3 separate regions of the Homo sapiens genome follow, and regions 1 and 3 are each linked to region 2. A link is a loop called in an ENCODE intact Hi-C map of the cell type or tissue named here. Cell type or tissue: mammary epithelial cell. All regions are shown on one strand.

Region 1 (4,000 bases), 81 kb before region 2:
CTGGGATTACAGGTGGTGAGCCACCACTGCTGGCCAGACCACTCTTGTAGAAAATCTGTCTATGCTAAAACAAAAATGTGAAAGATAAAAATCAATTATAGTTTCCATTGAGGTTCACTTCGCTGAAGTCTTAAACTCAAAGTTTAATTTGGACCTCATAATTGCTAAGACGTTTACAAACTGAGAATGAGCTCTGAGTAGTGGAAATACTACCCCATATCAACTTCAAGCAGTATCATGAAGTTATTTTCATTTTGCAATGTACTTTCTTTAAAAAAAATAGCTTCAAGGTTTTCCCCTTTCCTGCAGTGAAAATATTTTCTCATATAACTTCTCAAAGCTGAAATAATAGAATATCTTCTGACATAATTTTATACGAACACTTATGGAGCCTTATTGTCTTTGGAAAATTATGATGATTTTCTCCCTTTAATAACTCTGATCATGCCAGTAAATGTTAATCCAATGGAAAAGTATGGCAAGGAGCCCAGAGGTGTCTGGGCAGAAGCTTTATTACTTCGGGGGGATTAGGAAGAGACTTATTGAATTAGAGAGCTCCCCAGCCATTTCTACCTATGATTTTGCATAATGATGCCCATCAATCTCAAACTACTTCTCTTTGCTCCCTGTCCATAATCTGTCAGGTGCTAAATTGTATGTTTAAAGATGCTAGTGGAAAGCAAAAGTAAATCTACCTGCAAGATCCTCTGGGTTACGAGTGATGCCAGCTGGCAAAGTCTCATTACCCTTGGAAGTGTTCTGATGTCTCACAGACACAGGCTCTTTGTGTCTCATGACTACATTCTGTGTATGGCTTCAGCTTCCTTTTCTCTACTTCTTTGATCACAGCCTGTCTGCTCCCCTCTGCCATTGTCCCAGCATTCTACCACTAACCAGTTCTTCCTCTTCCTGGACACTCTTTAAGCTCTCAACACTTATGCCTCACCACTGGTATCCCTACCTTAGAATTCTCCTCTCATTCAGTTCTTCCCACCCATTGATGCCATTCTCTAGAATGTGCTGCTTTTATCTTGGCACCAACTTTGAAGGCTCCCCAAGGACTAATGGATTAAATACAAGATCTTCAGTTAGGGCCTTCACAATGTAAACTCATTCTCTATGAGGCTCCAGAATGAATTCTTTACTTCATCCAATCAGGTCCCCTCAAAGTCTGTGATGAATTCAAGGGCACGCGTCTTACAGGGAAAAGGTTAGCAAATTTTTTCTATCAAGGGCCAGAGAGAAAATCTTTTGGGTTTTGTAGATCCTGTGGTCTCCGCTGCAGCTATTCAGTTCTGACACTGTGATACTAAAGCATCTGTAGACAATGTATAAACAAATCAGTTTGGCTGTGTCCCAGTAAAACCTTATTTATGGACTTGGACATTTCAATTTCATATAATTTTCATGCATCATGAAGTTTTATTCTTCTTTTGATTTTCTTCAATGACTTAAAATTGTAAATAGCAGTCTTAGCTCACGGACCATACAAAAATGGGAGGCAGGCTGGGTTTGACCCACAGGCCACACTTTGCCACTCTCTGTTCTAGGAGATCACTGGTCATGAGCTTTTGACTTGCTGTTGACTTGCCCTGACTTGCCACAGGGTGGCAAGAGCAGGCCCTCCTCTTCCCGTGATGGCATCCTTTGTCATGTGAGGTGCAGATCTGCCCAGCATCTGAGTCTCTAATTACCTACTTAGAAGAAGTTCCCCCGACTAACCCCACGGCCACGAGAAGGTGGAATACCATTCCCTGTGGCTGGAGCACTGGGCAAGGAGCAGATGGGGCCCTTTGGAGAAAAGGCAAGTCCAAGCTATTAACAACATGCATGACCTCCTCCTCCCACTAAGTCCCACTGGAGTCCTTCTGGGAACTAAAACCTCACAGCTAAATAGTCTCCTTTTAGTATTAGGTGGAGGCACCTGACCTGCAGATAAAGGTCACTGACACACACATTCCCTGGCAAGTCTTCAGATAGTGTTGGTAGTCGTGTCATTTGATAGGGACTCTGAACCTGCAGCTTAATGCTTCTATGGAGCCAGAGAGGTTTCCTGTCTGTCCACTGCTAAAGGGAGGCACTATTCACCTTCAGCTTCCTCCGTAAATTCCAGACCTAGAAGACAGCCCTCTGTGCCTTGCCTGAAAACCAGATACAAACACTTCTAAATCAGGAAGATTGGCGTGTCTCCAAGTTGCCTGAGAATTTCTTCAGGAGTGCTAGCAGGGGAAGGGACAATGTTGGAGGTGATGGGAAGAGAGTGTGCTGAGTTCGCCTTTTCAATTTTATCTTTTCTCCTGCAGTTGGATTGTTACCAATGAGACCTGGGAGGAAGCCAGGAGGCAAAGGCCCGGAACTCAGTGCTGAAGTTGCATGGCTGTCAATGGCCACTAGAGGATGCCAGAGCCCGAGATTGGGGAGCCCAAAAAGGCACCATCTCCTCCAACCGCCTGGAGAATTACTGGCAGCTAAGAAGTGAAAGCAATAGACAGGGTGGCAATAGACCATAAGGAAGTACTGTTCTGCCTGACCATGTGGAGGGGGACAAGCAGGATCTCAAAGTATCCAGAGCCTTAAGGCACAATGGACCAAGTAACTTCTTACTTTATCTAAGGGCAATGACTGAGGCAGGTAACTCATGGATCCGGGCTAGGAGTGAGAAGTGCTTTATGACTGCAGTGAAACACACAAATAAACTCCCTACCTCCATGAATTCTACATTAAAATCATTAAATAAATAACAGGAAGTGCTGGAGAGTAAAATAAAGAATAAGAAGTGGGGTAGGGTGTAGGGGCTTGAACAGTAGCCAAGACCATGTTCAGATGACAGCAGGTCAGAAAACAAAGGAAGGTAAAAAAAATGCTCCTTCTCAGCCCGCAGTGAAGAGCAGTGAGCTTAGCCACAGAGGTCTTGCCCACTGTGCTGTCTGCTTCTCCCAATGATAACCACCCCAATCTGCTTTTAGGAATTCTTCAAAGTAAAGAAAGTATGTGGAATCCAGAGGAAGATGGTCATTTGTTTAGGAAAACAAAATTATAAAATTGGTCTTGTTCCGGGTGCGGTGGCTCACGCCTGTAATCCTAGAACTTTGGGAGGCTGAGGTGGGTGGATCATGAGGTCAGAAGATCGAGATCATCCTGGCCAACATGGCGAAACCCCAGCCCTACTAAAAATACAAAAATTGGCTGGGTGTGGTGGTGCGCACCTGCAACCCCAGCTACTCGGGAGGCTGAGGCAGGAGAATCGCTTGAACCCAGGAGGCAGAGGCTGTAGTGAGTGGAGATCACACCACTGCACTCCAGCCTGGTGACAGAGAGAGACTCCGCCTCAAAAAAAAATTGGTCTTGTACCCTGGAAACTAGCATAAATTGTAAAAGGTTAATTACAATCAGTAATTAAAATCCAAGAAAATTTAAGTCAACATGGGTGAATTGGTTGAGTGCAGAGGGCAGTAAAATGTTGTTATGATTCTTAAGATTGTTTAGTGGATACAGATTCTGACTCATGCTAGACATTGTTAGAGCTGATCTTAAAAATATGAATGTTAAAATAATAAGGGAAACCACTAACAACAGGAATACACTGTATAATTTTTCAGCTGTTTGAGAAAAACACTAGTCCTAAAGGACTCGTGGGAAGGATGATGGCCCCCACCTCATTGGAGCCCAGGACTGAAGGAAGTGTCGAAAGCAGCCAGCTGATATCAAGGGATCAACAGTGGGACATTTCCACTGTGGGTATCTCTGAGAAACCCACAGCATTGAAGAGTCAGCTTGGAACATCTAGATCGCGATACTACCAGTAGACAATACCAAGTCCCTTTTCTACAGACCTAGCCCTGAAGCAAGAAAGTGAGCAAATGAGGGAGAAGTTGACCACGTCTCTATGACCTATTGCAGACTTTCATGACTAGAGCTGACCCAAGCCTGCAGAAGGAAAAAACTAAGTAAGATGGAGTTTGGAGTTCTCATTATCACACTGGATTGGGTCTCTAAATGT
Region 2 (4,000 bases):
TACCTAGTCTCAGGTATTTCTTTATAGCAGTGTGAAAATTAACTAATACAAGCACTTATCAGAGTTAACCATGCTGTGTGTTTACTTGGCTGTCTACTTTTTGCTAGAACTTAAACCTTTCAAGGGTAGAGACTCTTGTTTCATGTATTTAGTAATGTCTGTGCCTGGCACAGAGTCGGTGCATAATAGTTGTTTGTTGAGTGGAGAAGCTAAGTCTTTGAAGGAGAGACTTACCTTGTATCATGTAGTTCATAAGCCTATTTATGGCACTGTTCAAAAATATCATTGCTCCAGTCAGCAATCTTTAAAAAAATCTGATGATTAAGAAGATTATAAACACTTTTCTGCTGAATCTTAGTGGGAAAAAAATCCCTAGGATTAATATATTTAAATTAACCTTGAGATGTTAAGTTCTCATGTCAAGTATTTACTTGTAATAAAAATAGATTTTCCCCCTAGCTCTGCATTCCCTAATATTTAGAAAGGTGTCACCAAATATATACAAACATTTCTGACAGACCTAAATGACAGGGAGAAAAAGGGGATGTTGTCATACTCATTTTTCAAGGTCTATTTCTTTTCTGGTTTTCCCAATGAAAGTAGCATTTTTAAAAGTGCTATAAAAGTAATGCCTAATCATTTTTAAAATAATAAAATGCAGAAATTCACAAAAAGAAAGTGAAACCCACTTGGAATCTTATTATTTGTTGATAAATACAATTAGCATTTAACAATATATATCATTTCAGGCTTTTTTCTGTACCCAACTCACAAATATTTGTACAAAACAGGATCTTAAAATCATAGCATTTTGCAACCTGATTTTTTACTTAAAATAAATCTGGTCATTTTCATATTAATACATATAGACCTACATCTGCACTTTTAATGGTATTTTTTCTCTGGATGTATCATAAGTTATTAAACCAATATCCTATTGATGATGGATGCATAAAATTAAGGTAAGGAAATCAGACTATCTGTGTTGGAACCCATGGTATGCCTCTTATTAGCTGTGTGACCTTGGGCAAATTTATTTAAATTCTCTGGACCTCAGCCTCCTCATCTGTAAAAGTGGGGAAAGTAATAGTGCGTACTTCCTAGGATGATCATGAGAATGAATGAATGCATGTGAGCCACCTATTGCAGTGCTGGTATACTGTAAATGCTCAGTGTTAGCCACTAGGTTAAGTATCTTTAGAATGGTAGTGGTAAAGGAGAAAGCATAATCAAATAAGCTGAATGGTAACATATTCACAGACTAGAGAACTGAAATACAAAAGTGACATTAGGAATAGATCGGAAAGAATGTCTATCTGTAGTGTTCATTTGACATAGTGGAGAATCTTTGCCTTTGTTTTTCAGGAAACACAATTGTTCTTGGCTCCACTTTAGAGGATGCACATGGCTCAGTGCAGGGTGAGATTGATTTTGGCAACTGAATGGAACATTGGAGAGTTGAGTTTTAAGGCTCATTTGTGAAAAACAATAGCAATAAAGCAATTGACTAAAATGTCCTAATACAAGAAAATGATTGTTTAGAGTGTTGGATGTGATTTTTGGCTCTTGAATAAATTGCTTTGTTCCATTCATGAGAATAGCAGGGATTTTAACAAACATTATACAGTATTTTAAATTTTAGAAGAGCTTAAGTCTTGCATAATTTTATTTACTGTTGAGTAAAACGACTATACAGAACTATATTTCATTCACGTGTGTATATATGCCACACTATTAGAGTTCCCTTGAATTTATATAATAATGATAAGAATAATTCTGCATGCTTGTATAGTGCTTAAAACTGTTGTATGAATTTTTCAATTTTTAGAGGATTGCTTCCTTTTTTTAATTATATACTCTGATTAATCACTACTTTTGAAAAAAAGTAAGAAATCAGATCAAACTTATTTAACCTCAGGTTAAAGAAAAGAAAATGTGTTTTTTTTTTTAGTTGTGGAGAAAATGCATAGCCAAGAAAATCCCTGTTGAAATGTAAATTTTATAATAACATGAACTATAAAAAAATCATATGAGTGGCCGATGCCATTAAAATCAATTGATTTCTGTCGGACACAAACTACAGAAATCCCTTGTCAGAGAGGAGGAATATAGTTATTTTTAACTTGGTAACAAAATATTAATTTTGCATTATTTTTACCTGTAAAACCTTTCGGGAAGAGACAAATTACTTCCCCGTTGCCTAAGACAAAACAAAATGAAAACCATGTAAATTCTTTCATTGCACAAACTATTGCATTCCAGATGGTGGTGCTGTTCTCATTGAAAGAACACATCCCAAAAATGGTTTTGTTTTTTTTTTTTGAGGTAAAATTTTGCAATTACTCTTTCATTTATAAATTAAACTGTTAAGACAACAATAAATTATAGATACACTTTCTACTAGCCTTTAAAACTATTGTTTTTAGATTTGGGATTACTTTAATCTATAGTGATTAATCAACCATGTACTTAGCAAAAAGATAGTGGTGTGGTATATTTATTTATGGTGGGTAGTGGTATAAAAGTGTACAACACCATTCTTTGTATTTGAAAAGCAAAATATCCAAAGAATGCCACTATCTTTTTAAAACACAGTGCTACATTTATGAAGACACAAAAACCTATAGAAAAGGTGCAAAATTTTAAGACAAATCATTACTCAGATGGTTAAATGGAATTGCTAGTCAGATTCCAGCAGGGAAGCAGACTATTAAAGTCACACAATATATAACTGCCAACAGCTTTGCTTTCATTTTAGATAACATTTTGTTGTTGTTATTTCATTTTTTCAGTTTCATATTTTTATTCCAGTCACTTCCTAAGAAATGAAAATTTCTTTCTTTCTATAACATTTGCTTTATGAAATAATGCCCAAATATTCATATGTAGCTCTCTGAATGCCTGTGGATGCTTAAAGAAAAAATATCACCACATATTTATTTAAATTAGATGAAATCCAAATGTTTCCTGTGCAAGGACTGCAGTAGTTCTGTGAATTTGGGCGGGGATTGTCTCTAGTGTGGAAGTTGTTCCCCGGGTAGAAGCTCATATTAAAATGATTAAACACATCTTTCACTGTAAGAAAAACCAATCACTTTCTGTCAGGAAACTAGACATCCCATGTCCCCTTCCCTGCATCAAAATATCCTTAAAGGTTTTAAACTATTTTCTTTCCTTAGAAGAGTAAACAGTGCAGTTGACTCAGAAAGGAATCTGAGTCAGAAAGGAATCAGACTGGGATCAGTCTGGGATTCTGGAATCCATCAACCACTGACTTTTGGCCTTAGGCAAGATGCCTCACTTGTCTAAGCTGTTCCTTATACATAAATGAAAGGGTTGAACTAGCATATAGATAACCTCTCAGGCCACTTCCAAATCTATAACTATGATTCTAAAAGATATTAATAGAGATTTAATATATATATGTATTTACACACACAATAATATATATGTATATTTACACAATAAGCAAAATGAATTATTATTTGGCCATAAAAGGAAAGAAGTACAGATACATGATAGATTAAGATGGATGAGCCTTAAAAGCATAAACTTTCATTCATGCTAAGTGGAAAAAGCTAGCCACAGAAGACCACATATTGCGTGATACCATTTATATGAAATGCACAGAAGAGTCAAATCTGTGAAGACAGAAAGTAGATTAGTGGTTGCTAGAGACTGGAGGATGGGAGAGGAGAGTTTGGAAGTGGGACTTGACTGCTAATGGGTATAAGATTCCTTTTTGGGGTAATGAAATATTTTACAATTAGATTATGCTGATGGTTGCACTCTTAAAATATATTAGAAGCCATTGAATTGTATGATGTAAATATAGTGACATATAAATTATATCTGAATAAAGCTGTTTTTTAAAATGTGTATTTATATATATGAATATATATGTGTATTGTATGTATATATGTGTGTATTTGTCTATGTATGTAAACTCTGAAGTAGCATAGGTTTCCTATGATGATTCTTTGGCAAGCAGCATGATCTT
Region 3 (4,000 bases), 830 kb after region 2:
GGAATAATTTATCACCAAGATATCTGCACTATAAGAAACGTCAAAAGTTTTTCAGGTGAAGGAAAAATTATACCAGAAGTCTGGACCTATATGAAAGAATGAAGAGTCCTAGAAATAATAAATATTTGTATAATAACAATATTTTTTCTTATTAATTAAATTTATTTGAAAGATAAGTGATTGTATGAAGAAAATAATAACAATATATTGTTGGGGTTTATAAAATACAGAGAAATAAAAAGTGCAAAAACAACAGCAGAAAAAAAAGCAAGGGGAGAAATCGAAGTACACAGTTGTATTGTTCTTATACTTTACATGACGTGGTATAACATCACTTTCAGGTAGACTGTGATAAGTTAGAGTTGTGTATCATAAAGCCTAAGGCAACTACTAAAAACACAATAAGGATATGTAGGTAATGAGCTAACAAATTAGATAAAATGCAACCATTAATTTGAAAATTAATTCAAAATAAGACAGAAAAAAAGAGAGAAAAGAGAAAAAAGAGCACATGGTACAAATAATAAAAGCAAGATGGCAGATTTACACACAACCACATCAACTACCACATCAAATTTAAACGGTATAAACATCCCAATTAAAAGGCAGGGATACTTTTTCCTATACGGCAAATTAGACGCTTTTAGCCTGCCTCAGGCATAAAGATTAACTCTGTGACCTTTAATTCAAGAAGGAAAATGAGAATCCACCAGAATTGTAAAGGAAACTCCAGATCCTGGGAAGGCAAATGTGGGCAAACAGCCCCTGTGATGGCATCTGGCTAATAAGTGAGTGAAGCCCCACCACACAAAAGAGGCAGACAGCCTCCCTCTGTGACTCACCTTTCCAATGGGGATTTGAGTAACCAAGGCCAAAGGAGAGCACTTTGTTTCTCCCAAGCCCTGGAGCTAACTTGGGATGAAGATGGAGATGTTGTGAGGGAAAGACACTGGGAAAACCTGAAGCCATTTTATCAGACCTGGGAACAAGAGCAGGACGCCATGTTTTATCCTGGTGCATACAATGTCAGCCATTATTTGGCAATCCGGCAGGATGGCCTCACAGGTATTTTGGTCTCAGGCCAGAGATTGGAGTGCCTGCTCTGAAGTGGGGTAGGGGCCTCCACAGCCAGAACTGTGAAAATCACCTCAGCAGAAGGCATTAGAACTGTACTCTCCACTGTGGCAGGCCTGGGGCAGGAGAGCTGCTACAGCTGCAGTTTCTCCTGGACAATAAGACTTGCAGCTACAGCCAGCTTGGTAACATGGAACCAGTCTCCATGTGCTATTGTTGGGTGCCCCAGCCTGCTCTTCTGAGATTACAGTACAGTGGAGTCCTCTCTGATCCACACCCAGGCAAATCTCCAGGTATTCAGACCACCCTCTCACCTGGATCAGCCACCTGAACCCCTCCAGCCTTCCTGTGCATAGATTGTGCTGCAGTGAAGCCCTCTCCACTCCACGTGTAGGCAGATCTCCAGATATGTGGAGCAACTGCTTGCATGGACTAGCAGTCTCAGTCACCCCACCCTTCCTGTGCAGGGATCCTGTGTGGGTTATGGGGGAATGGGAGGAGGGGGAGTTCTACTTCACACCCAGGCAGATCTCCTGGCATTTGGAGCACTCACTCACCTGGAACAGCAGCTTCACTCCCTGCATTCTTCCTGTGCATAGACCATAGTGCAACTGGGCCATCTCGACTCTACACCCAGGCAGACCTTCAGGCATCCAAAGCACCTGCTTGCCTAGACTGGCAGGCTGAGCCACTCCACCCTTCCTGTGCAATTATCTGGGTGCATAGGGGCCCTCTTTGTTTCAAGCCCAGGCAGATCTCTAGGCTTCAGGAGCACCCAATCTTCTGGATTAGGACTTTAGCCCACCCCATCCCCATGCAGAGAACTTGGGGCCAAGGAGATTTCTCAGCTTCCTGCCTAAACACACTTCTGGGCACTTGGTGGCTGCCCACTGGATTCCCCATTGGCACTGGTACTTGTCCCTGCCATCAAGGGACTTGTAAATGGACCTGCCAGGTCCAGCCTTACACATCTTGCCCCCCACCCCACAGCGTTAAGGGAACTTGGACCACTGTTCACTCTAAGAATCAGCCTACTGCCTAAGGCAACAGAGAGCTTCTCTGTAAACAAAGATCAGGTATATAACCAGATCATTGGCCATAGGCAGCGCTTACAAAAAGCACCATCTACTGGCTTGTGGGTTGAACTGCACAGCCCAATATAAAATCTGCCAACAGAAGTGCCTAGGGATATAAAAGCAAAGTCAAAAGACCCTACCCAGCACTCTCTGCAGTCACACCCCAGGGAGTAAGGGAAAGGGAAAGAAGAAAGAAACAGTAATATCACAGGAGAAGAAGGAAAGAGAAAAAATCCTACCTGGAGGAAAATAGTTACAAAAATTATAACTACAGCATCTCCAGATGAGAAGGAACCAGTGCAAGAATTCTAGCACAACGAAAAATCTGAATGTAATAACACCACTAAAGGATCACACTAACGGCTCCAGCAATTGTCCGTAATGAATATGGAAACTAAGAAATGACAGAGGAAGAATTCAAAGCATGAATTGCAAAGAAGCTGAAGGAGATCTGAGCTAAGGTTGAAAATCAACACAAAGTAACTCCTAAAGCAATTCGGGAAATGCAGGAAGAGATAAACATCTTCAAAAGAAATCAATCATAACTTCTGGAATTTAAAAACTCACTTAAGGAATTTCAAAATACAATTGAACGATTTCTCAATGGACTGAACCAAGCAGAAGAATTTCAGAGCTTAAAGGCTAGTCTTTTGAACTAACTCAGTCAGACAAAAATAAAGAAAAATAATTTTTGAAAATGAAGAGTCTTTGAAAAATATGAGATAATTTAAAGTAACTAAACCTATAAATTATCACCATTCCTGAAAAAAACGGAGGAAAAGAAAACAACCTGGAAAATATATTTGAGGGAATAATTCAATATTGTTTTCCTAGTCTTGCTAGAGAAGCAAATATCCAGATATAAGAAATCTACAGAACACTTGTGAGATACTATGCAAAATGAACATCACCAAGGTGTATTGTAACCAGAATGTCCAAGGTCAACACCAAAGAAAAAATCTTAAAGGCAGCTAGAGAAAGAGGTCAGATCACATACAAAGGGACTAACAGCGGATGTCTCAACAGAAACCTCATAAGCCAGGGGTGATTCGCTGCCTATTTTTATCATTCTTAAAGAAAAGAAATTTCGGCCGGGCGCGGTGGCTCACGCTTGTAATCCCAGCACTTTGGGAGGCCGAGGCGGGCGGATCACGAGGTCAGGAGATACAGACCACGGTGAAACCCTGTCTCTACTGAAAATACAAAAAATTAGCCGGGCGTGGTGGCGGGCGCCTGTAGTCCCAGCTACTCGGAGAGGCTGAGGCAGGAGAATGGCGTGAACCCGGGAGGCGGAGCTTGCAGTGAGCCGAGATCGTGCCACTGCACTCCAGCCTGGGCGACAGAGACTCTGTCTCAAAAAAAAAAAAAAAAGAAAAGAAAAGAAATTTCAACCAAAAATAAATTTCATATCCTGCCAAATCAAGCTTCATAAGTGAACAAGAAATAAAATATTTTCCAAAGAAGCAAGAGCTAAGGAAATTTATTGACACTAGATCACCTTTACAAGAGATCCTTAAAAGAGTTCTAAACATGGAAACAAAAGAGCAATATCTGCTACCACAGAAGCACACTTAAGTATATAGCCTACAAACCCTTAAAAAACCCATGCAATAAAAACTACCAAGGAACCAGCTAACAACTTCATGATAGGATCAAAACTGCACATCTCAATATTAACCTTGACTGTAAATGGTCTAAATGCCCTCACTTAAAAGGCACAGAGTGGCAATTTGAAAAAAAAAATACATCTACTGTCTTCAAGAGATCCATCTCACATTTAATAACATTCATAGGCTCAAAGTAAAGTGTTGGAGAAAGAGCTACTGTGCAAATAGAACACAAAAAACAGT

What was found. Hi-C counts contacts between places; a loop is a spot of excess contacts. Peaks named below come from ENCODE experiments on the same cell type or tissue, not always from the same donor. Only the 100,000 strongest peaks of a DNase experiment are listed, where the experiment ranks them.
Region 1: a loop joins it to region 2, with 9 times the contacts of the local background. A loop is called at or near these places in 2 of 110 quality-filtered maps.
Region 3: it touches region 2 in a loop (4-fold over the local background); 4 of 110 quality-filtered maps call a loop at or near these places.

What each region holds. Positions count from the first base shown.
Region 1 is chr12:46,069,919-46,073,918 of GRCh38, forward strand. No RefSeq gene overlaps it. Among named protein-coding and RNA genes, the nearest start is that of SCAF11, 81 kb to the left of the region's middle. RefSeq lists enhancers at 1,124-2,323, 1,509-1,728, 2,520-2,569. In mammary epithelial cell, CTCF peaks have their summits at 1,605 (motif pointing right) and 2,389 (motif pointing right); DNase peaks (open chromatin) are centred at 1,613 and 2,393; H3K27ac peaks cover 254 bases.
Region 2 is chr12:46,151,193-46,155,192 of GRCh38, forward strand. No RefSeq gene overlaps it. Among named protein-coding and RNA genes, the nearest start is that of SLC38A1, 120 kb to the right of the region's middle. In mammary epithelial cell, a CTCF peak has its summit at 2,250; a DNase peak (open chromatin) is centred at 3,239; H3K27ac peaks cover 377 bases.
Region 3 is chr12:46,981,968-46,985,967 of GRCh38, forward strand. No RefSeq gene overlaps it. Among named protein-coding and RNA genes, the nearest start is that of PCED1B, 96 kb to the right of the region's middle. In mammary epithelial cell, a CTCF peak has its summit at 2,203 (motif pointing left); a DNase peak (open chromatin) is centred at 2,154.